Linked DNA regions of Homo sapiens: region 2 is linked to region 1. A link is a loop called in an ENCODE intact Hi-C map of the cell type or tissue named here. Cell type or tissue: prostate gland. All regions are shown on one strand. Each heading gives the region's core, and the rest is flanking DNA. Links, peaks and the distances in the headings are about the cores only.

Region 1 (14,909 bases), core at 6,202-11,201:
CATTAAAAGTGTTAAGAGCCGAGTCAGGTTCAGATTTGTAAATGCCTTGTTGCAGCTTTCCTGGAGGGTGTTCAGCTTCATCTCCTAGAGTATAGAGGAGAGGAAGGATTCCCACAGGTCAGCCTAGCTTGGGGACTCTCCCCCAAAATCAGAAGCCTGTGCCTTCTCCTACTCTTGGGACAAAACTCGTGTTTGCGTATAGTAAAGTCCCAATTTTTCCTGAGTTCAATGTCTGACTGCCTTCACTTTGGATTTTTTTTATTTCTTTAAATCTAGATCTTCATTACAAAATCTTGTGGGGTTGATTTTGTGTGGATGGCACTTTTGCTGTGCTGCTGTTTAAAGCTTAGGTTGGTTACTGTTACCCAACCTGGCTGCCAGAGTGTGGGGTTTAAATTTGTGAGCTGGTTGGGGGGCAGAAAGAAAGGAAACATATTTGTACTCTATAGGGATAAACATCTCTACCTTCATGGTATGTCCACACCAAGTCCCCGGTGCAGCTATGGGTCTCTCAGAACCTTTCCTTTGGTCAAACAGGAACTTTTCACACATACGGAAGTGGTTCCCCTGCTGGGTATCTGCGCTCATAGTGAATTCAGTGCACAGAACAGGTGATGGCCTTGGGGCCTGAAGATCTTAATGTAATCCCCACCCACCCCCATCTGTGGATCTCTAGCCTTGTCTTGGAAATTATCCCTGACATGTTACTTTTGTTGAGGCCTGTTTTCCCAGTGGTGTGGGGATGGTGAGAGTGCTTCATGCAGTGTGTGGCCGTGTTAGCCACTGGCAGTGCAGCTGGCAAGAATTAAAAATGGGCCTGACAGTTTCACTCTCTTTACCTGAATTATCTGGTCTTAAAAATAATGCCATGAAAAAAGCACCATCGCTCTGAAATACTTTGTTTTCTTTAAAATTGGAAACCAGATAGTCAGCTCCTTTTGTTTGGTTACTCTTTCTATGCACCTCTCGTCCTTGAAGCTGACAACTCAAAGGGACCTTAGTCCTTGAGGAAAGAAAAAAGTAACTGGTGTTTTTCTCAGTCTTTGTGCTATTGGTCTATTGCATCTTCACGTATGATAAATAGATTTCTTTACATAGTAGCTGAAGACGCTGGTAAATTTATGTCTGATTTACCATGACTCAGTTAAAAAGTAGCAGAGGGGCATAAAGATGCTGTTCTTGGTTAGCTCAATGCCCTACCGCTTGCTTCAGGACTGTGTTGCTGTCTAGGGCTACTGGAACTGCACTTAAGGCAAGGCATCTATGTTTCTATTTTAAAGTGCCTTCTGCAGATGGGGAAGTAAAGAAGCCTTTGCTGGAGAAACCACAGTTCTTTCCTTCAGGAGGGGATAACAGTGCATACATTATTCCTAGGGCTTTCCCTCCCACCCCATTGGACTTTTGAGTATTGAGACAACCAAGGAAAAAGGGCCCAAGGCTTGCACTGTTGCAGCCCACAGACACTGAGTGGCAGGGACTCCAAGAAGACCAACTTCCTTCTGGTTAAGCTGCCCATTCCTTGACACCCATAGGCTCACCTGCAACTTGTTTGTCATTAATATGAGCCAATTGGGACCTCAATCATAGGGTAAAATCTGCGTCTGTTGACAGATAATGGTCCCTGAGCTCAAGGACACTCACCCTACATCTACCCGTGTTGCGCCTCAGATTCTCCAACCTGATATATTTTCCCTAAATTTTCATCTCATTATTCATTGATGAGCTTGTATTCCTGGCCTCGGAAATAGAGTCTCTGTAGCTACAGAGCGTTTCACTCCTGATACTGTCCACATGAAGGGTCGGAAAAATGCAAAGTTGCCATGTTTGCTTTTTTTCATGTGAATTTGGGACGTTTTCTCAGCAGTGACCTATTGGAACATATGTCTTGAATTATGGAGGAGGAAGACCGTTGTTCTAAACAGTGTTTCTAAACCTTAGTACATGTTAGAATTATCTGGGGAGCTTTCAAATGCAAATGATTATGGGCCCCATGCTAAGAAAAATTGTGATTCCATCAGAAAAAGCTAGAATCTATATTTTAAGTACAGACACCCCATCCTTGCTTGGTGATTCTAACATAAGAAGCCTTGGGATCACTTTTGGGGATAGGCATTCATTTTTAATAGCTAAGTGTTTATCATATGCCTAATAGTGAACATACCCAGATAGACAGAAAGTCTCTCCCTTGCCTTTACGGAGCTTACTACCTTGCAAAAGAGGCAAGCATATAAGAAATAATTTAAAAATAATGTAGCAAATCTATTCTTCTAGGCAATGTGTGTGTGCTGGGGTGGCAGGTGTTGGCAGGCCCTAGGCCCAGAGTGGTGAGTCTGTGGTGTCTTTTGTGGTTCAGGAGAAAGAGCCAGGCAGCCCTGCCTGAGCCAAGAGTGGAGCAGAAATGCATGCACGAACCACATGGAGGCTGAGTAGAGCTGGGTTGGCTTGTCTGCTGCCTGGAGCCCTTGGGATTGGGGTCTAAGAGGAGGAGAAAGGCTGGGGGATTCCTTTGGGGAGGGGGTTGAGTTGGATCCTGAAGGTTCTACAGGAAGCCATTGGGGGCCCTCTGTATTTGTTGTTTTCACAGATTGACGTTTTTTGGGACATGTGTTTTGAGGGTTTTGTCCCATACCATACCTCACTGGTTCTATAACTCCTCCTCACCCTTTGCCCCAACACTGCTAAATCATCGATCAACAGAAACCCCAGGTTTGACCCTGCTTCTGGTGGGTGCCCAGCAGCAGCTGTGCTGGAGCACACTACTGCTAATTCCCCCCCACACTGAACTTCTGATTACCTTTCTTTTTGCCACCATCTTTTCCCCAGCAGCTTTTGTTAACCTTGGTTCTCTGCAGCAATTAACTTCAGCAGGTCGGCCACGTTGGCTGCTTCTCAAAGTGCAGCCAGCCCAACAGAGCCCAGGGACCGGAAGGCCGCTATGGGTCGTGTTTTAGCCCCACATCACATGGTTGGCAGAGCAGATCTGTTCCTATGCTCTGCAAACCAGGAGAGTCCGAAGTGATTTGGAATGTTTTCAAGATCCTGAGTTACTGCCTGTGGCAGCAGCTTGTAAACTGTTAAGCACTGTACAAATATAAACCATTGTTCTTGTGCAGTCACTGCAGGGACACAAGACTGGGTAGGCCCTGAGCTGTTTCTGTAGTGGCCCAGTCAGCCCTCGGTGCCTGACAACGTTTTCGAGATGATCCAGTCTGTGTTTGAGTCAGGTTGCTCTGTTCCGAGTTGTGCGTCTTCTTATTATCCTTGTACCTATGGCCCTAATGCTTAGCCATTTAAAGAAGCCACCATAACTTTCCTATAATATTTTAGGATTTTATTCTGGAGTTGCATGTTGTTTACATAAAGAACATAAGTCTGTGTGACTTTGTGAGATGAGAGCCTCAGGGGAACTAAGGGGAGTATTGCACTCAAGATAGTTGTATTTTATGGTAGGCACTAGTATTTGGTGCTGATTCAATCAACAACCACCTACCTGGCTAGTATTTTATCTGAGTAGTGTCTCTTCCATTTAACACCTTCTGTTCATCAAGTTCACCAACCTGTGTGTTTCCAAATTCCTTTTTGCCTGTGTCTGAGTCCAATTCATGGATTTTGTTGATGACAACTGCCTTTACCCAAATGGACCTTTGTTCTGTGGGGTAGTGTTCTCTTAGCGATTCATTTTTAGTTATTCTAACTGTAAGAACCATCTGCATAGCATAGTAAATACTGGAACATTAGGTGTGATGCTGTGTGTCACAGGATATAAATTGCCAAGTAGGTTTAGATTGTTGTAATGTATAACTTGACCTCGAATTTCAAGCATGAACATTCAGGTTTTCAGACACCATCCTGAATTCCCACCACCAGCAGCCTTGGCCATGTATTTCTGTAGCACGTTGTTTGTCTGCCCCTTCATTCCTGTGGATGTTTTTGGGTAAGTCAACTTTCCTATTTGGTCCTTGAATTTCAGAACCAACAATGCCCTTCTATCTCTGACAGCTTTATTTTGATCTTCTTCCTCATCACGGATTTAACAGATCTGATTGCTTTGCAGTGTGACTATGAAGTTCCCTGTGCCACCCGTTCCTGTGGCTACCTGGTTAGTAGGTGACAGCACTGTCCTTTCCCTGCCATTTGCAGGGAAATCTGAGTCAGACTACCCAGGAGCAGAAGCAGTTGTCTGAGAAGCTCAAAGAGGAGAGTGAGCAGAAGGAGCAGCTAAGAAGGTTGAAGAACGAGATGGAGAATGAGCGGTGGCACCTGGGCAAAACCATTGAGAAACTGCAGAAGGAGGTGAGGGGCTGGAGGAGGAAAGAGGAAGTAGGGCCAGATGTCTTTGTTGGACCCAGTCCCCTCTGAGGGTCTGGTGAAAGCCTGGGAAACCTGCAGTAGGTCTAAGCACAAAAGTGTCAGGGATTTGCAGATCCCAAGAGGCAGCTCTTTGGATTTGTTGAAAAGATAGACACTGGTCTAGAAAACATTAATGCCAGTACCCTCTGGATTCTGGGCACCAGAATCACCTCTTAACAGTTAGTAGAAGAAGGCTGTGTGTCAGTGCAGATGGAACCAATGTTGAGTGAATCAGAATCGACATCTCTGTGCAGAGTCTCTACCTTTGCATCTCTATTGCTTGTCCAGGAGTGTGAAAGGCAGCTTCAGAGCTCAGTAGCTGCTGCTCTTTCTCTTTATGTCTGCCCCACCATACCCAGAAGGGGTAAAGGCACAAAGCTGGCAGGCTTTCTGTATTCTGGGAGTTGACACGAGTGTCTGCTGTTTTCTGACATGTATTATGTACCAGGCACTTTACTAACTATTTTGTTTCTAACTAGAATTTTATCTGTATCTGCTGATAAAATTTTATCTGTATCTGTGGATACTAATTCTGACAACAACCCTGTAAGGTAGATATGATTTCGGTGTTTCCAGTGTGGACATGGCCAGGGCCCAGAGAGGTTAACGACGTGCCCCAGTCATGTACTGGTAAGTGGCACAGCAGCCCTAGGACCCTGAGGCTGTGTGCCTGGCTCCAAAGGACGTGCCTGCTCACTCCTCCATGCTGCTTCCAAGTCACAGGTGCCCACACCTGGCTGACTCAGGATCAGGTGCTGGGCCATCTTTGAGGGGGCCATAGAAGAAAGGGAGAAGAGGAGATGTGCTGTGTGTTGAAATGGGACCCAGACCCTGGTCTCAGAGCATCCCAGGGTGGGCTCACACCCGTGTCACTTCTTCTAGATGGCAGACATTGTTGAGGCCTCCCGTACCTCAACCCTGGAGCTCCAGAACCAGCTGGATGAGTATAAGGAGAAAAACCGCAGGGAGCTCGCAGAAATGCAAAGACAGTTGAAGGAGAAAACGCTGGAGGCAGAAAAGTCCCGACTGACAGCCATGAAAATGCAGGATGAGGTAATGCCTGGCCAGATAAGTTCTTCCTTTATCCCTTATTCAAAGTATCCTTTGCCCTGAAAGTCTTCTGTGAGGGACTTGGGGGTAGATTCGTGAGACAGCTTTGGTGCTTGACTCTTCATTCTTCACCTTCTGGATGGGTTCCGTGGGCAAATGGCATTCTGGAGCACAAAGGACCCACCGGCGGACTGTGAGGCTAAATGGACACAGCTTTAACCTGACCATTTTCTTGATGAATCTATAATTTTTTGCCTAAAATGTTTAGCTGCCATTTATGGAGCAGCCATGATGTGCCCAGCTGTGTCCAGATGATTTATTTATATGCTTTCATGTTTTAATTTAATCCTAGAATAGGGATTACAGTAACTGACTGTTTTTTGGCCATTGATTTTTGAAAATACAGACTTTTATTGGCATGAGGGTGGCGGACAAGAGTTTCACAACAACAATAATGGCGAGTAAAAGAAATCCTCAGGAATTTATGAGTATTGAAATGATTAAAACATTCGTTTTATATTTAAGAATAATTGAGCAAAGAAACCCAAATGCTAGCTCCCTTCAGGCTTGGCCTCTCAAGAACTGAGAAAAAGAAAGGGGATGTTTTTGATTGTTTTAATGGAAAGCCGGAGGCTTCAAAATGTAAGCACAGCCTATGCTGATTTCTAGCTATACCTCTTGCCAACTGGGTCACCTTGAGCAACTTAACCCCAGTTTTCTGAGCATATGTTTCTACCTCTTTAAAAATATACCAAATATTAGTGACTTAATTAAATGAGTTAATATGTGAGACTGTGTAGCAGCGAGTCTGTACATCCCGGACACTTCATAAATATTAATTTCCTTTTCTTTAATTTTAGGGGCTTATTTTTCATGAACAGTGCCGAGAGCACCAAGATTCCACAGGAAAACATTTTTTTCTTTAAAAAACAAACTTTAATTTCTTTGATGATCAAAGAAAAGTCACCCATGAGTCAGTGCTGAAACTGTGTAAAAGAACAATAGATATTTATTGCAGGCTTCTAGAACACTCTTGAAAGGCCCCTGATAATGGATCCCCTTTGGCTCAGGGTTATGTGATACAGGACTCCAAGTAAGCAGTGAAATTAGCGCACTGACATCACAGTTCTCTTTGGTATTAAAAAAAAAAAAATCACATTCATTACTACAGCACAGAGGCAGAAGGATTCAGGTATCTGCCAGAACACCAACAAGCACCTGGTCTGATTTGACTTCAGAAGATCACAGTGTCACAATGACCCCTGAAAAGTACTTCCCGTTGCGTTTTATATAATGATTTTTATGATAGAATCCTTGGGTTGGAAAGAAACATAGAGATCCTCTAGTTAGATAAGGAAACTGAGGTCCAGAGAGACTAGTTAAGGCCAGATGGAGACCAGTATTGTTTATAAAAGAGCAGTCCTTCCAAAACAAAAAAAAAAAAGGATTCCTTGCAAGGAAAATAAAGATGGCCCTTCCTGGATTTTTCTCACTGATGCAGCCCTGTGAGACACTGTTTCCATGTGAGCAACAGACATGGACACCTCATCATTCTGCAGGGAAACTGCAGTGAGATACCACCCTTGACTAAGTTGGTAGAGTGATGGAGTTGTTTAAAACAAAAGTGAATTAACAAGCCAAGGTCTCTCTGGATCCTTAAAAAACTCAGGCTCAACTCTGTTCACTGCCCCTCTGCTTGTGTTTTGATTGAGCTGGTTGAAGATCTTGGTTAAAAAAAAACCCCAAAAGCTACAGGAGTCCGTTCTAAGTGCTGTAATAGTGGCTGCCTTTGCTTTGAGAGAAATAGGCATTTTTCACCCATTCTACCTCTGATAAGCATGATCTTTAGAGAATCGAGACTTAGTGATTACCATTGTTCAGTTTATTTTCTACATCTCTTTTAGCAAAGGGTGATTTTAACTACTTAAAGGTAGCACTAGGAAGTTCAAAAGTTGTTTGCTTGCTTATGATTCAGGATACATTGTTCACAGACACCATGCTAGTTAATCTCTTCTGCCGGCCCTCGTCAAGGACTCTGAGTATGATGGGGCCCTTACCGGGTGTTAGGAGGGACCTGCTGGGTGTGGAAGGTGGGGCTGTGCTGAGCAGTGGAGGAGGGCACGCTGGGCATTGGGAAGGGGGACAGGAAGGAAACGCAGGCTGCACATTTGCCTGTCATTCTTTCTGACCCTCACACTCATGTTCTTTCTGGGTATCATCTCATTTGATTCTCATAATAGCTTTAGAAGGCTGATTTTATAATTATCCCAATTTTGTGAATGAGGAAACTGAGTCATAGAGCGTTTTTGTTTTTTGTTTTTTTAACGCTCTGGAATATAGCACATCCTCTGTATCCAGAAAATGTCCCATCACTGTTTTCCATGGGGTGATTTTCATTCTGTGCTTTCATGTACTTTCTGTCATGGTAACCACTAAAACCAGATGTGGGTCTTCATCTGGAGATGTCATCTTCAAGGCTAGGCTGTTCTCTTAGAAATGCCCAGTGCTCCTGTCAGCCTCCCAGAGAAGAACACATTTCCTCAAGCTTTTCCACGGGTTCTCCAAAGCTGTCCTCAACTACTGGGGCTTTCCAACTCTTCTGTGCCAGACACTGCAGAAGGGTGGCATTCTGTAGCGGAGATGGCCATTCACTTTCATATACTCTGAAGGAAACAGACCCCCTGGTGTATTATTCTATTCATGAGACTAGCTCTACTCAATACTAGTACCAACTCCAAGAGGGTAGGACACTTAGAACAAAGCAGACAGCCTGCGGCTTCACCAGATCAGCCCACACAGATGTTTAAGGAAGACCTACTGTGCCCTGAGCTGGCTGGTCTCCCCAGGGAGCTTCTAGAGAAGTTCAAGACACTGACTGGCCCTTGTGAATCAAGCTGTTTTGTCTGTTGCGCTTTCTTCAAAGCTGTTAGTTGAGTGCCACCTTGTGGATGGAAAAAACAACAACATTATAAATTAAGCTAGCTAATCATGTTCTTCTACAAAGCAGTGGCTTTCCCTAATGTGCCTGTGTATGTTGTTAGGTTTTTTGCCAGTAGGTTGCTTTGCGGTCATTAATTCAGTTGTGTGTTCTTTTTCACTGAGTTGAAACCTCTTTTGAGGTGACAGTGATACAGGTAGACAATAAATTACCCCCTGGGAAACATGTATTTAGTTAAGGGGCTCTCGAGAGGTTTTAACATGACCTAGTAAAAACGACATTTTGCATTCAGCTGAGCACGGTGGCTCATGCCTGCAATCCCAATACTTTGGGAGACTGAGGCGGGCATCACCTGAGTTGAGAAGTTCGAGACCAGCCTGGCCACCATGGTGAAGCTCCATCTGTACTAAAAATACAAAAATTAGCTCAGTGTGGTGGCATGCACCTGTAATCCCAGCTACTTGGGAGGCTGAGGCAGGAGAATTGTTTGAACTCAGGAGATGGAGGCTGCAGTTAGCCAAGATCGCACCACTGCACACCAGCCTGGGCAACAAAGCAAGACTCCATCTCAAAAAAAAAAGACAAAAAAAAACTATATCTTGCAACCCAGGAATACACGCATCTGCACAAATATATGAATGTCTAGCACAAAAGATTTGCAAATCAATATTTGCTAATACTCTGCTATTTTTTTCTGTTCTATTTAATTAAAAAATGCTGGTCAATATCTACCAAATAGAATTTGTAACCTAATAGGTTGCTGCCTGTAGCTGGAAAACCTCCTCTTTTTACAAAAAGGAAAGTAAGGCCCAGAGGGAGGTAGGACTTGCTCAAGGTCTTCTGATCTCCCATATTGTGGGAGTCCAGCTGATCTTCCTTTTGGTGGGGTCAGCCTGTGCACTGTCTGTGGAGGTCTCTATGCTCTTGATGCACCCCAGAAAACCATCCCAGCTGTCTCTCCTCCTAGATGCGTCTGATGGAGGAAGAGTTACGGGACTACCAGAGAGCTCAGGATGAAGCACTCACAAAAAGGCAGCTTCTGGAGCAGACGCTGAAGGACCTGGAGTATGAGCTGGAAGCCAAGAGTCACCTCAAAGATGACCGCAGCAGGCTGGTCAAGCAGATGGAGGTCTGTGGGCCGTACAGTGTGAGCTGGGGGACCTGCAGAGAGCGAGGCTGGGCCACGAGAGAAGCAGCCTCTTTGCTCTCAGCTCAGCCTTTGGGAAGTCTTGGATTTTTATTCTCTCCCACAGCTGGGTGTAGTGAGGTTATTTCTTGATTGAAGGAAGGGGCCAGTCATTTATAGACTCAGGACATCAGAGCTAGAAGGAATGATGGATATAAATTAGTCTAACATTCTCATTGTCTTGAGAGGAAATGGAACAGATTCTCAGGGACATTAGGTGATTTTGCCTAAGGGCACAGATAGTTCCTTTTCTGTTTGTTCTTTGGGGCAGTGCTTCCAGCTAACTAGAAGGAACCAGACTGCTGCATGTCCAGAGAGGAGCCTCCTAGGAATCATCATTCTTCATTTGCCACACCACATTCTCCATTCTTGCTTCCTGTTTCTGGCCCATTTTCCCTTAGAGGTTATTGGGCTTTGCCAGAGCTCGCAGCACACTGTGGCTCAATTTACTGTGGTATACATAGTATGTACATAGTCCAAGACAGCATATCAGAAAGTGCTGAATGCACTCACCAGATGGGGGTGATCTAGTCACAAGCTGAAAACACCACATATTAGAAAAATGTAAATGAAGTAACAGAATCTAAGTGTGAACAGTTCACTGAGGTTGACAAGAAGAACCTTAGAATCACTCCATCTGAACTTTTAAAAAAGAATAATTCTTAGGAGCAAAACTAACCCCCAGAAACACACACACACACACACACACACACACACACACACACACACACACACACGCCCCAGTAGAATTTAGAGAGAGGGAGAGACACTGAAAAAATGGAATTGAGAGAGACACTAAAAAATAGTCTCAGTCTTTTCAGAGAAGTTAAAATTGTCAAAGTTTTGATAAAAGACAGTGCTCAAGGCCATGGAGAGATGGCTTAAATTCAAAATCAATGGAATTCCTGATTCAACTTTGCAAATAAACAGAAATAATTTTCAAAACGTCCAGGGGACTTAGTAGCTGTTTATATCTAGGGAGTGTTGTTTAAGTCATTGAAGATTTTATTAGATGGGCCTCTTTTAGAGACTAGAATAACCTGATTACAGTTTTATTGCTCTTTTGTTGGACTGCTGTACATTTTGCTAATGTCCTGGCTCTGATCTCTTTAGGGGAGGTAATTCTAAGGCAAGCTAAGGTCAACCCACTTAACTAGAAACTGATTATTCTAGGGCCTTAAACAACCTGGCTCAAAACAAGCTAAAGCCCCTTCAGGCAGTGGAGGAAGAACCTTTGGAGTAATGGCCCTGGCCGGCACCCTTAACACTCCTGCTGGGTTCTGTGCAGTATGGCTTTTAGGCAAGAAGACAGTCTTATAAAGAGGTGCTTTTAGCTGGTGATTGGGTTGTTAGGTCATTTCCACTGCTATATCCTGACTAAAGAGATCGTTTCCTTTGGCCGACTTAGGTCTAGAAGGAGTGGCATAGCTAAGCTTCATTTGCCCCTTTGCAATATTTAGCTATTTTCTCATTAATTACAAAATGAATGGCTCTGAAGACCCTGCTACCATGAGATGCGCTTGAGGGGTGTTTCGTCCCCTAAGAGGCGGCAAGCAGGACCGTCTTGCTGTGACTACGTCTTGCCTGCTCCTTCACTAGCACTTAAATTAATTTTCAAGACTCAAGAGCTCTCCTAACGACGGACATTTTCTGTAAACTCAGGTGGCTGTTGTATGTAAATGCAGCTCTTGTGGATCCTGAGTGATGTCTGACTATAGTGAGACTGGTCTTGGAGGCATCAGGAACCACTGAATAAACAGGAGGCTTCGGTGCAGGGCCCAGCTCCAATCCAAGTTGGCCTTAGAGATGCTTGGCTCCTGGGTGAGGGTTTTCTAACTTCCCTATAGGTTTTGATCACTACCTGGGGGCCGTTCACAGACAGTCACTCACTCACAAGAATCCTGGGTGTTTTATTGTGATAAATAGAATAATATTTAGGGATAGAGGTGCCCATTGCTTGTCAATCCACTTTGGCAATTGCAGAGACAATATTTATATACAAATGCTGCAGGTTCACATTTAAAACTTGGAATGCCAATTGCTTTTTAGCATTTGTGGCTCTGAGTTTACTTAGACCTATGACAGATTGGCTGGTGACAGGAGAAACACGTGCTCAAGGCTGACAACCCCCAGTTGTAAGTGGGGTGGTTTGTGTTAGAAGCCTCTTTTCTTCATACACAAAGCTGCTTTGAAATGTTTTTCTCTGAACACTCAATTAGGTTAGATTAGGAGCCAACAAAGAAACCACCAATTATTATTCTGAAGTGATGATGAGTTTAACAGAATTGGTTAGCACTGTCTTTTGGTTAATCCAATGCAGGTTTGGGAGTGCATCGTGCAAATGCATGCTGTTCCTTAGAAGGCTTAGAAGGCTGCTGTAGATTGACTCCTGCAAGGCTCTTGCAGACAAAAGATTGTCCGGAGCGTCAAGTGTTTTTTCCACATTGTCTTTTAACAGGCACTGGCTTGGGTAGATCTGTTTAAAGTTATTGATTCACAGGGAGAAACAGAGACTTGACAGAAACATGCTCAAATATCCTTAGTGTTTGCATTAGGGTTTGGGATAATGTTTTTTCTTCTTTTATGTGTTTTCTACATAAACATTTTATGTTACACATTTTACATTACAAGTCATGAAACACATAGTTTAAGAAATATCTGCTTTGGGCAATGTAAGAAATAGATATATTGTTTTTCCAAACTCTAATGGTAGTTAGCTCTCATTTGCCCTTAGGATTGTTTCTCTGTGGGGGAGCCTTTGCTGTTAATCCCGGTCAGTGCAAGTTAAGTCAACTGTGTTTGTGATTTCCTTCTTAGGACAAGGTGTCTCAACTGGAGATGGAACTGGAAGAAGAGAGAAACAACTCAGATTTGCTGTCTGAGAGGATCAGTAGGAGCAGGGAACAGGTACTATTCTATAGGTGAATGATGCGTGGATTGTCCTGTGTGAAAAAGGAACATGAGGGGTTAATCCTGGGGCTTCAGTTAAGTCCAGGAGAGAAAAATTCATGCCATCTAGAAATTGATGGAAGATTGAATAGTCATCACCATAGTGAGCTTCTAGGAGAGACTTTGACCAGATTACTTGTATTTTAGATTTTAAATTTTACTCCTTGGTCAGATTATTTCCTGATCTATACCTAGCATCATTTCAAGGTTTTTAGGTTTTGATTTCATCTTTTTCATTAAGAAAGTGCCAATGCTAGTCAAGAAAGAGTGAAGGGCTTTCTAAATGTTGATATACAGTTCGTCTAGCACCATTTCCAGGCTCTAGGCGTACAACTGGGTAAGTTGTCATTAAAAGCACATTCTATCATTAGAAGTTTCTACATGTATCCACAGGTGTCTTGTAAATGAAGGGCTGAGACTAGTGAATACAAATTAATTATCTTTGAAACTGCTGCTGAGTGTTCTGAATCCTCTTCCCAAAATGCTTCCATATTTTATCTGTCAAGTGGTTTGGGCATGCACTGGGGACACAGAAACTAGTTAACAGTACCTCTGTTTCCTCGTGATCTCACTGCTCTCCCCAGATCTCACTTGCCACTCCCAGTCTATCTCAAAGCCCCTCTGAACCTTCACTTAATTAAAAAATGGAAACAGAGGTCAAAAGCCTTTGGATAATACTGCATGTATTATCTGCACTTCGCTTGAGAAATTAGTTCCGTCATCTATAACACGAGCATAACTCTCCCCGATTGTCTCACAGTGTTGTCATAAGGATCAAATGTAAGTGAAACTCCTTCCAAAACTGCAAAAAGCATTCACTTGGAAAGTACTGTTATTGAACGTGAATGCTTCATAGGTGTGTGTACTGCTAATTAACTTGTCAAGGAAAAGGCTGCATCGTAGAGCCTACTTTCTGTTGCACCTAACATGGTGCTGGCTACCACATTCCACACACTTGCTTGTTGAACTAATGACCCTTAGAGCCTCAGCCCTAAAAGGCACTTTTCCCTCTATGGCCAATAGATTGTTATTCATAACCACTTGGGAAACTTCCACTTTCTGCCTTATGTTTTTGTCTTCTTTTTCAAATCTTCCCTATTCCAAAGGGCACTTTCCTCTGGTCTCTTCTGCTTATTCACATGGACTTCCCTTTCCTCGGTTCAGGGTGACCAAGAATTGGAAGTTCCAGAGCTTGGGGATAGCACCTTATGAGCAGGCAGCCCTGCTCAAAGTAGAACGTGAATCCCTGGCTGCTTTTCCGTATTCTTTTAGGTCCCTGTTGATAGATTTCTTTGCAAACAAGTGGGATACTCATGCTCCTTTGCTCCTGAGAGTGAAGAAAGTTGCAACCCAGCTGTGTTCCCTCCACCCTCCTCATGGAGAGTGGGTTCTGTCTGCGTGTTCCCAGGCTATGATTTATCTGGAGCTGCAACAGCTTATCAGGCCAGAGCTGCACAGGTTTAGAGAGGGACCTTCCTGAAAATCAGAGGCCCAGATAGAGAGCTCAACCTTGACATCTCCTCTACTGCCCGCCAGGGTTGTTACTGAAGACTTTGTTTTCTAAGTTCTCTCACTGGAATAAAAGCTGTTTTGTGATGAGCCCCTGCCAGCCTGGCTAAGTAGCGACGTTCCCCCCAGACATGTCAGGATCCGCTAAACATTCACAATGACAAAGGATGTGACCATGGATTTGTTTTGCCAGCGCTTCTTGTGGCTTATGCTAAGAGGAATAGTGGGAAAGCCTGTCATCCTATCAGTAATGAGGCCGTTACAACAGACCTTCAGTTCCATGTTTATATCAGAAACAAAACACAGACATTGAACCAGAACGTGTCTGCTTCCCTTAGCTCAGCTGACAGCCCAACACTGACAGAACTGATCATGCAGAGATCTGGTCCCAGAATTGCTCTGGACACTTCTTTTTCCTTTCAACTGAGCACTTGGATCATGGGGAATAGAACTGCTGTCCATGATGTGGTCAAGGCTAAAAATATTTCCACTAAGCCAAGAACTTGATGTCAGTTTAGGGGGGAAGTTAAGGGAACCAAGGACTTGAAGTAAGTCCAGGGAGGAAGTTAAGGGAACTCACTTGGTCTGCTGGGGAGAGCAGTGGGCTGGCAGTCCCAGTCCTGGCTCCTGCATTAGCCTCATTTACCTCTGGGAGAGTCCCAGCCTCTCTGAGCTCAGTCTCTAAAATCTATCAAAAGGAAGTCATTGATCCAGGTGATCTCTGAAGGCTCTTCTGAATTCTAACATTGCAATGCTGCAAGAAGGTTTCATACATCCAGAAGCGTCTGACTCACCCTTTACTTTCCCCCAATTCTCTCCCTGTATCTGAGTTACATGCCTAAAAAGATGAGTTCCACCAATGTCTATAACCTCTTTCCCTACCAGCTCTCTTTCCCTCTTCTGTTTTCTTTCTTCTCACTGCATCAT
Region 2 (14,909 bases), core at 5,657-10,656, 150 kb before region 1:
GGTCAGCAGAGCTTTGACATTCCTACACTAAGTTCTTCAGTCTCCAAGACAGGCAGTCCAAGCTTCTAGAAACTCAAGCCATGCTTGGATCCAACCAGGGTCCAACCGACCACAAAATGTATCTAAAATACTTTTGACTATGCTGGATCCCTCTAATGTTGCTATTGGTTCTCTCTTGATTTTTCATTTACCTTGCACGTTGAAGTAACTGTGGGAAGAAATCTGTGTTCCCCTTAGGGGAAATACTGGAGGATTAGCATGGAGTCAAACTCAAGCTATTAGATGTTTTTCTCTTACTGAGAAACTTCACTCCTCTATCAACATTTCCACCATATAATGGGGTATACTACCTTTAGAGCGAATTAAAAAAAGTAATAGTTTATCTTCTTGTCTCTCCCATGGAATAAGGATGTGCAATAGCATACTGGGTTTCATTGCCTTCCTCCATACTATACACATACACAGTGACTTTTCCAAAGGCTACTTAGGACCATTTATTTTGTTTTGTTTTGTTTTTTTTATTTTGTTTTGTTTTGTTTTTTTTAGATGGAGTTTCACTCTGTCACCCAGGCTGGAGTGCAATGGTGCGATCTCAGCTCACTGCAACCTCTGTCTCCCGGGTTCAAGTGATTCTCCTGCCTCAGCCTCCTGAGTAGCTGGGATTCAGGCACATGCCACCATGCCCGGCTAATTTTGTATTTGTAGTAGAGATGGGGTTTCACCATGTTGGCCAGACTGGTCTCAAACTCCTGACCTCAGGTGATCTGCCCGCCTCGGCCTCCCAAAGTGCTGGGATTACAGGCAGGAGCCACCGTGCCCTGCCGAACCATTTACTGTTTTTTGTTTTGTTTTGTTTTGTTTGGTGAGATGGAGATTTACTCTTGTTGCCCAGGCTGGAGTGCAATGGCGCGATCTCGGCTCACCGCATGCTCCGCCTCCCAGGTTCAAGCGATTCTGCTGCCTCAGCCTCCCGAGTAGCTGGGATTAAATCATGTGTCACCACGCCCGGCTAATTTTGTATTTTTAGTAGAGACGGGGTTTCACCATGTTGCCCAGGCTGATCTCAAACTCCTGACCTCAGGTGGTCTGCCCGCCTCGGCCTCCCAAAGTGCTGGGATTACAGGCGTGAGCCACTGCGCCCTGTCATTTATTGTTAATTAGGTCTCACCTCTTCTGCTATGAGGTCAATAAATATCACCTGTCTTTGCAGGTCCAGGGATCCAGGCTACACGTTACTAGTCAAAGGCCATGGGGCAAGTCTTTATTGGAGATCAGATGGGCTGGGTCAGTCTGGCCTGGCCACAAGAAGTGAGCCTCACCTCAAAACCTGTTCCACAATGGCATTTCCTGACTGGCTATGTGTGTGTGCACTGACTAGCATGTGCTCATTCATTCATCAAACATTTACTGAACACCTGCTATGTGCTAGTGGCTAGAGACTCAGGGAGGAATCTGACCCATTCCCTTCAGTTAAGAAACTCAGTGTGTGGGAGGGCTGAATTATAAGTAAGTAGGTGCTATGATAAAACACCCCACAAGGCAGAAAGGGAGGATGAAGGAGGAGGATTTCTTAGAGGAGGAGGGACTTAAGCTAAACCTTGAAAGAGCAAGACGGAAGGGTGTTTTAGATGAAGGAACCTTGACAGCAGGCCCAGAGTGTGGATGGCTGGCTAGGGGCATAGCCCTCTCATTGACTTATCTGCCAGTCAGGGCCAGATTTTGAGGGCTTGCCACACCTTGCCAAGGGGTTTGATTCTTTTTCCGTAGGCCTAGCAAGTTTGCCTGCCCAAGGGGCTCTAGAAGTTCAAACGGAAACTTAATATGATTGTTTGATGTATTAAGTCTCTTCCCTCAACACTTGTAGGAGTGAACACTTTGAAAAGTGAACAGTTTAAGACTGAGATTCTTCACTTCATGTGGGAAGTGTGCAAAGTCCAAAAATGAGATTGAGCACCCAAGGAATTAGTCTCCCCTCTGCTCCTGCTCAGAGCCAGACCTTGTTGGAGAGGACACAGCTGGGTCTCACTGGAGGGGAAAGAAGTTTCTATGGCGTCATGCCCATGGAACCTACTGGTAATCTGACCTCTGGGGTTCTGGGGAAAGCTGTTTATGGGGAAGCAGAGTTTTGGTAGAGTTGCTCCACCACACAACAGCTTGGAGTAGAGGGATAGTGCCAGGAGAGGCTGCTGGCTGTGGAATGATGTAGGCACCAGGTCCTGAAGGAGTCCTGGCACAGCAGGGGCAGAGCTTGAAACCATGTGCACTGCAGCAGCCGGGAGGTGCAGAAGCTATAGGTGCTGGGAGAGCTCCCTGGAAGCTCAGATCAACTTTGTGCTGACAGCTTTCCATCACAAGTGAGCACTTTTGTTCCAAGGAGCCCTCTCAGCATGGGAGGTGGGTAGCCTAGAAGTAGGGGTAAGGCATGTAGGAGCGGTCTTTGCTGGAGACTTGGAAAAATACTCCAGCTACCTGAGCTTCAGGTTGTCAATTCTGGGGGGCATTCAGCATCTTCCCAGGAGGTCCCAGGGGAATCAGGCCCCCTGCATATAGCACCAGTCTCATTAACACACCCTAATACTGGCCTTTCCTCCTTGCCTGTCGCACTCTTCCTGCTTCCTCTCTCCGGCTTCTAGGGATCACCCTAAATACACCACCAGCAGGCAAGTCTTGTCACAGGCTCCTCCTTCAGGGCAACCCGTATTAAGGCAGCCTGTTTCCCAATGACTCCAAGCAAAAGCCCTCTTCCCAGGTGCCCTTCCCAATCCCATCTTGCTTCACAAGCGGAATAGCTTTTCCACTTCAATCAAATAAACCGTGTATTATTTTTTGTTTTGTTCACTTCCTCCTGTTTCCCTGTCTCGGGTGTATGACCACACCTTCCAGAAATGCCCTCCGCACTCTTTCTGTTATCCATGTGCATTACATCTTCTTCTTTTTCTTTTTTCTTTTCTTTTTTTTTTTTTTTTTGAGATGAAGTCTCACTCTGTCACTCAGGCTGGAGTGCGATCACGTGATCTTGGCTCACTGCAACCTCCGCCTCCTGGGTTCAAGTGATTCTCCTGTCTCTGCCTCCCGAGTAGCTGGGATTACAGGCGTGCACCACCACGCCCGGCTAATTTTTTTGTATTTTTAGTACAGATAGGGTTTTACCATGTTGGCCAGGGTAATCTCAAACTCCTGACCTCAAGTGATCCACCCATCTTGGCCTTCCAAAGTGCTGGGATTACATGTGTGATCCACCACGCCTGGCCTTGCATTACGTCTTCCAAGTGCACGCCATAAGACCTATTCCATGCTGCAGCCTCCCTTCTGTCACTCTTCCTATATTCTGTGTCACTACTCAAATGTCATTTATACTGTAGCACTTATGTGAATATTTTTGTATCATGTATTTTATGTACAGAAAATTTGGAGGAGAAAAGAGGTGATTTTTCTCTACTCATCCTCCTGGAAACTTCTCTTTGGCAAGTTGCTGCCACTGACCCCGCTCTTCCTCCCCTTAATCGTTCTACTGGCTCAAAAACCATAATTAAGGGAGCCAGACTTACATTAAATAAAAAAAAAGACAAAAATGTTTTTCAGAAGCATTCCCTGGAAATGTTTGCTTTAAGTTGAGGTTGGTGGGGCTTGAGCATTCATCTTGACAATAAGAGCAACGAAAGCAGTATCTCTGGTAGCTGATCTCTCTCACCTCTGTCTTTACCTCCAATGACTCCTCTTATTTTTGTCATCAGCAAAATATCTGTATGGGAGGGGAAATTGCTGATGAAATGCTTTTTTGACAGTTAACAAATATTTCCTGAGTGCACACTCTCTACAGATCCTTGGAAGGGCCCATGTGAGAAGTGGATTCGTGACATTCGGCACTGCCCTCTCCTTCAGGAGTCCCTCACCCTTGGGCTTCCGTCAAAGACTCCTGGGTTCTTCCCAACAGCTCTCAGTTACCCTCCTCTTTCTCCCTTGGGTGATGCCCTCTGCTTCCTCCACCCTCAGTGAAGGCACTGCACTCTCCTTTCCTGGCTCCTGGTCCTCACTCTCCCCTCACCCTCCACATGGATGCTGCCCAGAGACACTCCTCCACTTCCCAGCTGCCTGCTGGGGCATTTCCACTGAAAAGTTCCACCATTACTTCATGCTCCATGGAACCTTCAGGAGCTCTCCTGAAAAGCAGCCTCTTTCCATATTGTTCCTATTTCTGATGCTCCAAGGCACCCAGCCTGGAAGCCTCAGCTTTGCCTTTGCCAGTTCCACTCCCTCATTGCACACATCTGGTCACCAAGACATCTGGTCTTCCAAACAAGAGCCCTTCCCTTCCCTTTTCCCTTCCCTTCCCTTCCCTTTTCCCTTCCCTTCCCCTTTTCCTTCCCTGTGCTTCCCTTCCCCTTCTCCTTCCCTTCCCCTTCTCCTGCCTTCCCTCCCTCCCTCCTTTCTCTTTTTCTTCCCTTCCCTTTTTCCTTCCCTTCCTTTTCCCTCCCTTCCCCGTTTCCTTCCCTTCCCTTCCCTTTTTCCTTCCCTTCCCCTTTTTCTTCCCTTCCCCTTTTCCTTACCTTCTGCTTTTCCTTCCCTTCCCCTTCTCTCTCTCCTTCCTTCCTTCATTAGTTCCTTCCTTCCTTCCTTCCCTCCCTCCCTTCCTTCCTTCTCTCCCTCCCTCCCTCCCTCTCTCCTTTCTCTCTTTCTTTTCTTTTCTTTCTTTTTTTGAGACAATTTCATTCTGTTGCCCAGGCTGGAGTCCACTGGGGCAGTCACAGCTCACTGCAACCTCAACCTCCCAGGATCAGTTGATCCTCCCACCTCAGCCTCCTGAGTAGCTGGAACTACAGGCACATGCTACCATGCCTGGCTAATTTGTGTGTGTGTGTGTGTGTGTGTGTGTGTGTGTGTGTGTGTGTGTGTGTGTGTATGCGCTTTTTTTCTTTTTCTTTTTCTTTTTTTTTTGGTAGAGACAGTTTTCGCCATGTTGCCCAGGCTGGTCTTGAATTCCTGTGCTCAGGTGATCCACTGCCTTGGCCTCCCAAAGTGTTGGGATTACAGGCATAAGCCACTGCACCCAGTTGGAAAATTCTTTCCTGTCCCTCCCTGCTGCAACTCCCCATCTACCCCATGACTCTGCTGGTTCCTAGGCCATGGGTCTCCCCCATCTGGTTCCCAGGGCCATTTAGGTGCCCTCTATTGCATGCAGGTTCCATTCTAGTCATTTTGAGGTGTCCAAGTACTGTTTGGTTGCCTTGAGCCCCCTCACTTTGGCATTTGATGCCTTTTCCACCCTCTGACCCCATCCACCTTTCTAGTATGCCTCATCCCATTTTCTAGCATGTGTGTCCTGCCCCAGGCAGCCTCTGCTCAGGAAAGCTGGTCCACCCTCTGGGCACTGTTCACACACCCCATCACCTTGGCTGTCTTCCCCAACCTAGACCTGCTAACTCTGGAATAGTGCAATACCGCTTCCTCCAAAAAGACTCCCTTGACCATGCTGCCCACTTGGGATAAGTAGCATCTTTTTTTTTTTTTCTTTCTTTCCTGGCAATGAATCACTATTATTAGGTCGGAGCAAAAGTAACTGTGGCTTTTCCCATTGAAAGTAATAGCAAAACTGCAATTACTTTTGCACCAACCTATTACTTTTTCAAGTCCTTTTATATTGTTTTGAATTGTTAAGTTTTCAAGGGTCTATTTCATTCAATATGTCAGCAAACATGTATTAAGTACAGGTTGGGCAGGGCGCAGTGGCTCACATCTGTAATCCCAGCACTTTGGGAGGCCGAGGCGGGTAGATTACTTAAGGTCAGGAGTTCGAGACCAGCCTGACCAACGTGGTGAAACCCCGTCTCTACTAAAAACACAAAAATTAGCCGCGCGTAGTGGTGGCCACCTGTAGTCCCAGCTACTCGGGAGGCTGAGGCACGAGAATCGCTTGAACCCGGGAGGCAGAGGCAATGAGCCGAGATCGCGCTACTGCACTCCAGCCTGGGCAAAACAGCAAGACTCCATCTCCAAAAAAAAAAAAAAAAAAAAAAAGTACAGGTTGTTGTTTTCTCAGGGAATCCTCATAGCTGGTGAAGTATCCAGCTTTTCATTTTACGGATGAGTGAACTGGGGTTTAGAACTGATAACATTTTGCCCAAGTTCTCACAGCTAGCGAGAGGCGTGCCGCAGTTTATCGTGGGGTGGGTCTAAACAAGGACCTAAAAACTGTATTCGAATCCCAGCCCTACTACCGCCAGCTGTGTGACCTTACGAGGCGCCTCACTTTACTGTTTCTCCAACAGAGACAGACATTTCTTGTTACCGCGCAAGTGGGATAACCTCCCCACCAGTGTCTAGACACAGTAGGTGCTCAATAAATAGGTGTGGGTTTGCGGTGGCAGAAGAGCGCTATCCCTTAAGTTTCTGACAGTGAGGGGGAAAAAGGCTAAGCAGGGAAAGGAAGGGAAAGGGGTAAACTGAGCTCGGCGCAGTCGAGAGCGCGAAATAGGGAGGGCTTCCTGCAGGCCAGGAATTTGGAGAGGCCGAGGCTGGGAGAAGAAAAATGCCCGGTGACGGCGGAGGGGAGGTGGAAGGACGAACGGCTCCGGGAAGGGGTGAGGTCTAAGCGCAGCCCCGGGCCCAGCGGAGCCGAGGGCGGGTGGTGCGGGGGTTCCTGGGTAGGTTCGTCCCGACGGGCCGCGGGCGGATTGAAGGGAGGGTTGGGCCCGCCGGCAGCCCCGGCGGGTCCAGGCCCCCGGCCAGCCCCTGCCCCTCCTCCCAGGAGGGCGGGCGGCGACTGCGGGGCGGGGCGCGGGCTCGCTCGGCCTCCCGGCGGCGCCGCGGCCCTTGCACTCCGGCCGGGCTCTGCTGGCTGCGGCGGGAGCTGGACGCGGGAGGAGGCGGCGGCGGCGGTGAGTGAGCTCCGGGCTGGAGCGGGGCGGGGTGTGCGCCGGCAGCCGGGTTTCGGGGTGCTAGGGGCCGCCCAGGGCGGCGGGACCCCCAGGGGTTCGGGCTCAGCCAGGTGCACTGTGCTCAGTCCGCGCGTCCACTCTCGGTGACCCGCGCCGCGCGTGTCCTGGGGCTCGAAGATGCGACCCGGACTCCCGCGCCGCGCCCCGCCGAGGGCAGGCGCAGAACAGATGCGGGCGATCCCTGGGGAACCCGCTTCGGGGCGGGGTGGGAGGGAGGAGGCCCTGCAGAACCTCCCTTTAGTGAAGAGGGACTTTCTGCCTTCGCACCCCTGCCTGGACCCTCCGGCTCTAGTGACAGCTGGGAGAGACTCACACGAAGCAGTTTCTGACCTATCCTGTCGTACACAAGTCCTCGGCGTGCTCGGCCGGACCATCCCCTGGAAAGAAAGGGGCGTGTGACCTTTCTCTCCCCGATCCTCCAGACCACTGCGCCGCCCAGGGAGGTCATCCCCGAGAGAGCCCCCGCCTCACTCGGAGCACACATTCTAGCTCTCCCCGGGACTTTTCCAAGTTGCATCACTGTTTGGCCTCTAGACAGGTACTTGGCTGTCATGTTGGAGTTAGTTACACAGGATTTTTGAAACTTTGTATATTTGCTTTGTGTGTTCTTCACCCTAAGGCCGCTGCCCTCCCGACTCTGCTTATGCCGCTCAAAACGTTGCTCAAAGCTCGCTGGGAATGCTTTTGCGGGCATTGGTTCTCAAACTTGGCCCCACATCTGGAGAGTTTTAAAAAATACTGGTGCCTGTGTCCCACTCCCAGAGATCTGGATTCGGCTTGCCTGGGTTGCAGCCTGGACAATGGAATTTTTAAGACGCCGCAGGTGATTCTAATGTGCAGGCAAGTTTGAAAACCTCTGCTTTGAGAGTTGCTCCCACCAGCCACTCTTCGGACGGCTCAAGATCAGTCCTGATCTAGAACTCATCTCAGGTCCTCATAGCTCTTCCCTAATCCACCTCTCCACCTGAAGAACCTGTTGATTGGTGCTTTCCAACTTTAGACAGTAGATGGTGCCTTTACTGAAGATCCCTTTGTTTCTACCTCTCTGTTTACAGTCAATACTGCCAGGGCACTTTCTGCCAAGGAGGTGGGAGTGTAGGCATTAGAACCGAGCAGTCCTTGTCAGGGTCAAGGTTATAATACAGGGTTGTCCTATTCAGGGAAAACCAAGTGATAATTTGACTTGTCATATTCGGGAATGATTTCAGATTAAAAGGAGAAAAAATACTTTAGGGTTTGGTCAGCTTTTGGAGACCCTCCGGAGACTCCCCCACGTAGATAATGGAGTTGCATAAATGTGGAGAATTTTCCTTCAAAAAGCCAAAGCTAACAACATCCTTAAGGTTTTGTGGTTGATATTTGTGTTAACATAAGTCCATTTTTGTAGATTAAACTTATTCTGGAAGTATGATGAAGCCCTGCAGACAGAACACAGTGTATAACATGGCACATCTGAGATGACACCTGAGACACCTGTCACATGGTCTTAAAAATGATAGAGAAGTAGGACTAAGGAAAATGTAACCATGCTTATATTGGCTAAATTAGGTCATATATTTTATCAAGAAAATGTGTTTTCACTGCCCTTTTTAGTAATGTGATAGTCTCCGGGGATCTTGGTTAATTTACTTTTGTACCCCAAATATGATGTTTGCATTAAAATTTCCACCCTGATGTTGCTACCTGACCACAAATCAGTGGTTTTAAGTTTTTCTTAGGGGGTGGCCCTCTATGTGTTTTTTTTTTTTTTTTTTTTTTTTTTTTTTTTTTTGAGACAGAGTTTTGCTCTTGTCGCCCAGGCTGGAGTGCAATGGTGCAATCTCAGCTTACGGCAGCCTCGGCCTCCCTGGTTCAAATGATTCTCCTGCCTCAGCCTCCCAAGTAGCTGGGATTACAGGCACCCGCTACCATGCTCGGCTACTTTTTTGTATTTTTAGTAGAGACAGGGTTTCGCCATGTTGTCCAGGCTGTTCTCAAACTCCTGACCTCAGGTGATCTGCCCACCTCGGCCTCTCAAAGTGCTGGGATTACAGGCATGAGCCACCGTGCCCCGCCTGTATTTTTATTAACAGTGGGATGACATCCTTCCAAGAATGCCTTGCTGAAGTGAAAGAACATTTACATTCATTTCTAGCTGCTAATGTAAGTCCAAAGAACATTCATTTTGAAAAATACAAAAATGACATAATTTTGCCCACTTGGTTTTCTCGCTTTTCCCCAACTTCCACGACCATGCTCTGCTGCTACTACTGTATTCACTTGCTGGAGGTGTGCACCCTGTGGGAGCCGTCTTCATTGTCTTGGCTTTGGCTTGAAATGGAGGTTACATGCAGCGCATTGTCTTACAGGGTGTCCCCTGACCCGAATCATCACCCTTTGGGGAGCAAGACTATATGGAAAGTGTTTTCCTACTGTTTTTTTTGTGTGTGTGTGTGTGAGTGAGTGAGACCATGCCAACAAAATGAAGCCATATTATTAAATGGTTTGTTAACTTCCAAATCTTGTCTCAATTGGGAAAAGAAAAATGCTTATTCGAGGATGCTGTTGAATTCATGGTGTCTGAAAAGTCACCCCTGAACAGCAATAGTTACACTGTGAATATAATAATACACTCTACCCCCCCAAAAAGAAAAGTTTATGTAAATGTGGGCCTAAGCACATTTATTGCAATTTCTCACTTTGGAGTAGCAGCTCTAATATCCTAAAGTGATTAGAAGAAAGTAAGTGAAGAAAAATATGAAGAAAGGGTTAGTGAGATACTTTTTCATTTAGGGAAAGGGGATACAGCAACTAGAAAAGGCCTTGGGTTTGTGTTAAGAATTTATTGCCCTGGTGGCTTCCTTTTTTTCTTTGTTTAATTTGCTTGTGCTGATGGGTGAGGGAGAGTTAAAGAAATTTAATGGCCTCCTAACTCTCTTTCCCCGTGAAACCCATTTATCTAAGAGATGCCATTGGCCTTTTAAAAATATCCAACTGATTTTATGCTTTTCCTTTCTTTTCATCTTCTGATCTCGGCACTAAAGGGCGGTGGCATGGCTGAGAGGTTGGCATCAGAGCAGGAAAACAAAGTTCAAGGGGAAACCAAAAATTGGGTAATTTTCTCTGAATGACCAAGTGCTTACTTTTTTCAGGCATGTGACATTGCTGTTATCAAGAAACCAGTTATGACATGAAAATCCTGAAAATGGAAAAGGAAAAAAGAAAAAAAAAGGGAATGGGGTGGGGGATGGAAATAGCACCAGGGTTGACTGACCTTTACCGAGGAGGGAAGGCTTAGTGTTTTCAGCCTGGTGTCCCCCGTGTCCCGATTGCAGCCCCCTGTACTTCTCTCCTCATGCACCCTCCTGCATCCCTCAAGCCAATATCCTTGGGGGAGATAGTGCTTCATCTTAAATTCACACTAAGGTGTCTTTTTGTTTTTGTTATTTGAGACTCTGCTCTGTCACCCAGGCTGGAGTGCAGTGATGTGATCTCAGCTCACTGCAACCTCCGCCTCCCGGGTTAAAGCAATCCTCCCTGCCTCAGCCTCCTGAGTAGCTGGAATTACAGGCATGCGCCACCATACCCCGCTTATTTTTGTATTTTTAGTAGAGATGGGGTTTCACCATGTTGGCCAGGCTGGTCTCGAACTCCTGACCTCAGGTGATCCACCTGCCTCGGCCTCCCAAAGTGCTCCGATTACAGGCATGAGCCACTGTGCCCAGCTGTTAGTAGCCCCTGTTACTAGCAAAAGCTATGTATTACCCAGAGTTGTTGGTAAACAGGATAAGGTTCCTGCCTTAAGGGGCCTGAGTCAGGTGGGGATGTAAACCCTGGGTTGCAATAAGTTAGGAACTTTTCTAATCAAGAGGAACACAGTGGCCCGTGGGGTACTGTGGGGCACCTGGCTAGCCTCGCCTGGGTAGATGCCTCCTCAATTCATTGGCACAGGAGGCATAAGACATGCTTTACTTGGGTTTACATTAAAGCTTATTCTATTAGGCCCGTACCCCAAATGACTGATTTTGGAAATGTCCGACTCCAGGAGCGAGAAGGGTGCAGGTATCCATCATGCAAAGGGGAGGTGGGAGGTGGAGGAAGAGAACAGATTCTGGCAGGTGTCTTTTGCTTCTGGAGTCTACTGAACAGGGGTACTTCCTGGGAGTGGGAAGCTCATGGAGAATGTGGCTGGATCCATTTTTGGCACATTAGTAACTGGTAAAGTAAGCTTAGTAGCGGCTACCTCCGCAACAGAGCTGAAAGGAGAATGCAAAGTGCAGTGTGAAAGCCGCAGCTGCAGCACTTTTTGGAGCAAGTGGTTGGGTTTGTATCTATGGCTCCTGCCAATGGGCAGACATTGGTTCCTCATCATACCATGGTTGCTGTAGCTCAGGCTTCCTTGGGCAGGCTGAAAACTGGACTTCACACTGTTTTTCCCTTGGGTAGGTGGTTTCCAAATAGCTGACCCATAGGGCTAATAACCTCATGGTTATAATAGTTACTATTTGTTTATTGACTGCCTTTCAAGTGCCAGGTAGCATGCTCAGCACTTTTCGTTCATTACTGTAAACCCTTTACATTCCTGAGAGGCAGGTGGCAGTGACCTCATTTTACATATGAGGAAACTGAGGCCCAAGGAGGTGCTGAATCCTGCAAAGGTGCATAGTAGTTGACAGTGGCAAAGTTCTCATGCCTGTAATCCCAGCACTTTGGGAGGCCGAGGCAGGTGGATCCCTTGAGCCCAGGAGGTCAATACCAGCCTGGACAACATGCTGAAATACCGCCTCTACAAAAAAATACAGAAATTAGCCTGGTGTGGTGGTGCGTGCCTGTGGTCCCAGCTACTCTGGAGGTCGAGATGGGAGGATGGCTTGAGCCTAGGAGGTTGAGGCTGCGGTGAACCATGATCATGCCACTGCACTCCAGCCTGAGTCACAGAGTGAGACCCTGTCTTAAAAACAAACAACAAAAATAAAATGGCAGAGTTGAAGTTCGAGAGTACTCTGGTCTGTCTGAATACAAAGCTAAGTTCTCTCTACTGTTTCTCGCTCCTCTTAAGCTGAGCTGATTAAGAAATTGTGTTCTCAGTGCCTTGTTTATTTTTTAACATCACAGTCTCCTTAGGTCTGAACTGATTTACTATTTTCCTCTACCTCGTGTAAATAGGAATTTTACTATTTTCCTCTACGTGAGGTAGAGGAAAATAGTAAATCAGTTCAGACCTAAAGAGAAAGTATTCCGCTAAAGGCCACTGCGACCTTGTGATCCCAAGGGAAATTTATGGACTGCTGCTTTTCTAGGTGTCTTAAAGAAGAGGGTAGATTAGGCTGTGCAGAAAGTCTCTGAACGGGTCCCACATCCTAGGTTAGAGAGACGTGATTTCCACCCTTCTTCAAGTTCTGCAAACCTCTGAGTTTCTGTAGATAATTGGTTGTTGGGTAAGAGATTAAAAACAAAATTCAGCGTTGGGCATTCTAGAATAAAACGAAGCTGTGCACATCCAATTCCTGTTTATGTGGTACTCGCGACAAAAACAAAACTTTGCTGCATAGTAATTACCTCAAGCTCTTAAAATTACAGGTAGTAAGGGCTTAGAGGCCATATGGAGTTATAATTAGAGATGAGTTTAAAAAAGGGCTAGTGAATGAATGTTCATTACTACAATGAGCACTAGCTGAATATTTCAACCCGAGAAGGATCAGCTCCAAGGAACATTTCCAGGGAGTTAGCGGAGGGTCGTCATGGAGTTAGAGTGTTTGGGATTAGTGCACAGAGCATTTGTTATGAACGTGCAATATTTCTGCCAGCCTGGCCAGAAGCCTCTTTGTTTACAGGGCAGGGTTTCTTCCCTGCTGCCCAATCACAGGGATTTCTGCTTTGCTTTGGTAGAGTACGTAATCGTTCAGGTGATTGCTTTGTAGTGTGTTAGGTCTGTAAAGCTCCTCGACTGTTAATAATCTTTTCCTGTTACTTATCTCTTTGCTGGAAGATTGAGGTAAGATGACCTCTAGTTTTGGCCTCAAGAATTCTCTTGTTTTTGACCTTTTCCCTTAGTTTTCTATCTTTGTGTTTCATTGCATTCAAAACAGGCCCTCTGTTTTCCCTTGCAAATTTATAGTCCACATAGGGAAGAGGAACGACTGTGACCAGGACTATCCAGGAATCCTGTGATGGGAGTGTTGTTAGTCCCATTTTCCAAGTGAGGACCCCTTCCTCTCTAAGGCTGGGAGTTTGGGTATTCCAACTAGGACTGTTAAACTTTCAACAATGGGGCTCTTTTGACTTGATTACAAAAGAAAAGGAAATGGCCCAGTTTTCAAAGTCATGAAGAGGTTCTAGTATATCTTATGAACTAATATATATCCTTGAACTCTTTTGTAGCTGACAGTATTAAAAAAGGTTTGATTCCCCACCTTTTTTGCCTGTGTGGTTTTTATCTTCCTTTCTATAAACAATGACTTACTCAGAATTATACAGCAGCAGCTGAAAAGTTGATTAGCCTCCGTCCTTGCCCTAATCAAGTATCAAAAACCTGGAATGTTCACTTAGAGTGGTGATTACTGTGAAAGCTTTAGGTGCTGGAGAGGACCTGATAAAGAATGGAGTGAGAGATAAGAGAGAGAGAGAAAATAGCTTGCAAAGGGATTGCAGGGTGGAGTTTAACAAACTTAAGATTTCTTTCTTCCTTTTTTTTTTTTTGTTTTTTTGATACAGAGTTGCCCAGCCTTGTTGCCCAGGCTGGAGTGCAATGGCACAATCTCAGCTCACCACAACCTCCGCCTCCTGCATTCAAGCCATTCTCCTGCCTCAGCCTACTGAGTAGCTGGGACTACAGGCACGTGCCACGACGCCCGGCTAATTTTTTGTATTTTTAGTAGAGATGGGGTTTCACCATGTTAGCCAGGATGGTCTCTATCTCCTGACCTCGTGATCCGCCTGCCTCAGCCTCCCAAAGTGCTGGGATTACAGGCGTGAGCCACCACATCTGCCTTTTCTTTTCTTTTCTTTTCTTTTCTTTTCTTTTCTTTTTTTTTTTGAGATAATCTCACTCTGTTGGCCAGGCTGGAGTGCAGTGGTGTGATCACAGTTCACTGCAGCCTCAACCTCCCAGACTCAGGCTCAAGTGATTCTCCCACCTCAGCCTCCCGAGGAGCTGGGACCACAGATGCAGGCTACTATGCCTGGCTAATTTTTATGTGTGTGTGTGTGTTTTGTAGAAATGGGGTTTTGCCATGTTGCCCAGGCAGGTCTCTAATTCCTGAGCTCAAGCCATCCACCCACCTAGGCCTCCCGAAGTGCTGAGATTACAGGCGTGAGCCACCGTGCCCAGCCCAAACTTAAGATTTCTTTTACTTGTGAGTTTCAGGTTTGGGGCTTAAATGCATTTGGTCTGGTTGTGGCCAGACTAGCTCAGCCCTAACAGTCTGTGCTGCCTTGGGCCACCTATAAGCTTTGGGGAGTGGGGTGGGTGGGTTGGGAGGAGAAGGTAGGGTGAAGGGAGAGGGGAAATAGTGGGTAGGAGATAAGACCCACCAGTTAGCTGATTCTCCAGGCCTGGCTTGCTCATGGCATGACTGCTTCTCCCTGCAGGCCTGAGTCCAACTTTCTGGGTGTGAGGCAGCTGGATGGGGTACAAAAGAGGGAGAGAGTTGCCAGACACTTTCCAGGAGACCTGCCCAAGATCAGTAATTCTCATAATAGCAAATGCTCCCATAGCATTTGCCTCCAGCCCCATCCTAGAGCTTTTACTATAGCAATTCTATGGGATAGGTGCTATCATAAACCCATTTTACAGGCGATAGAAACAAGGCCACGGGAAATTGGGTAACTTGTCAAAGTGCTGAAATCCAGGGTTGAAACCCTTGCTGTCCGGCTCTGAGCTATGCTAACAACTACCACCTCATTAGGCATAGAGGCCTGGATGCTGCACCTGCTCTTCATTCATTCCTTGAACTCACCCACGTATTTCTTCAACAAATTATTGATAGCCTGTAT

What was found. A loop is a pair of places that touch in the nucleus more often than their neighbours do. Peaks named below come from ENCODE experiments on the same cell type or tissue, not always from the same donor. Only the 100,000 strongest peaks of a DNase experiment are listed, where the experiment ranks them.
Region 2: it touches region 1 in a loop (3-fold over the local background); 11 of 110 quality-filtered maps call a loop at or near these places.

The regions. Positions count from the first base shown.
Region 1 is chr15:57,519,349-57,534,257 of GRCh38, forward strand. CGNL1 (cingulin like 1) reads left to right here. Exons shown (of 19, transcript NM_032866.5): 11 at 4,141-4,293; 12 at 5,233-5,403; 13 at 9,306-9,467; 14 at 12,342-12,431. Among named protein-coding and RNA genes, the nearest start is that of GCOM1, 65 kb to the right of the region's middle. RefSeq lists an enhancer at 7,942-8,525. In prostate gland, for the core only: a CTCF peak has its summit at 8,341 (motif pointing left); DNase peaks (open chromatin) are centred at 8,303 and 9,825; H3K27ac peaks cover 5,000 bases.
Region 2 is chr15:57,369,693-57,384,601 of GRCh38, forward strand. It overlaps CGNL1 (cingulin like 1), which reads left to right and starts at 6,813. Exons shown (of 19, transcript NM_032866.5): 1 at 6,813-6,875. RefSeq lists an enhancer at 1,744-2,244. In prostate gland, for the core only: a CTCF peak has its summit at 7,964 (motif pointing right); DNase peaks (open chromatin) are centred at 6,929, 7,409 and 7,969; H3K4me3 peaks cover 3,395 bases; H3K27ac peaks cover 4,461 bases.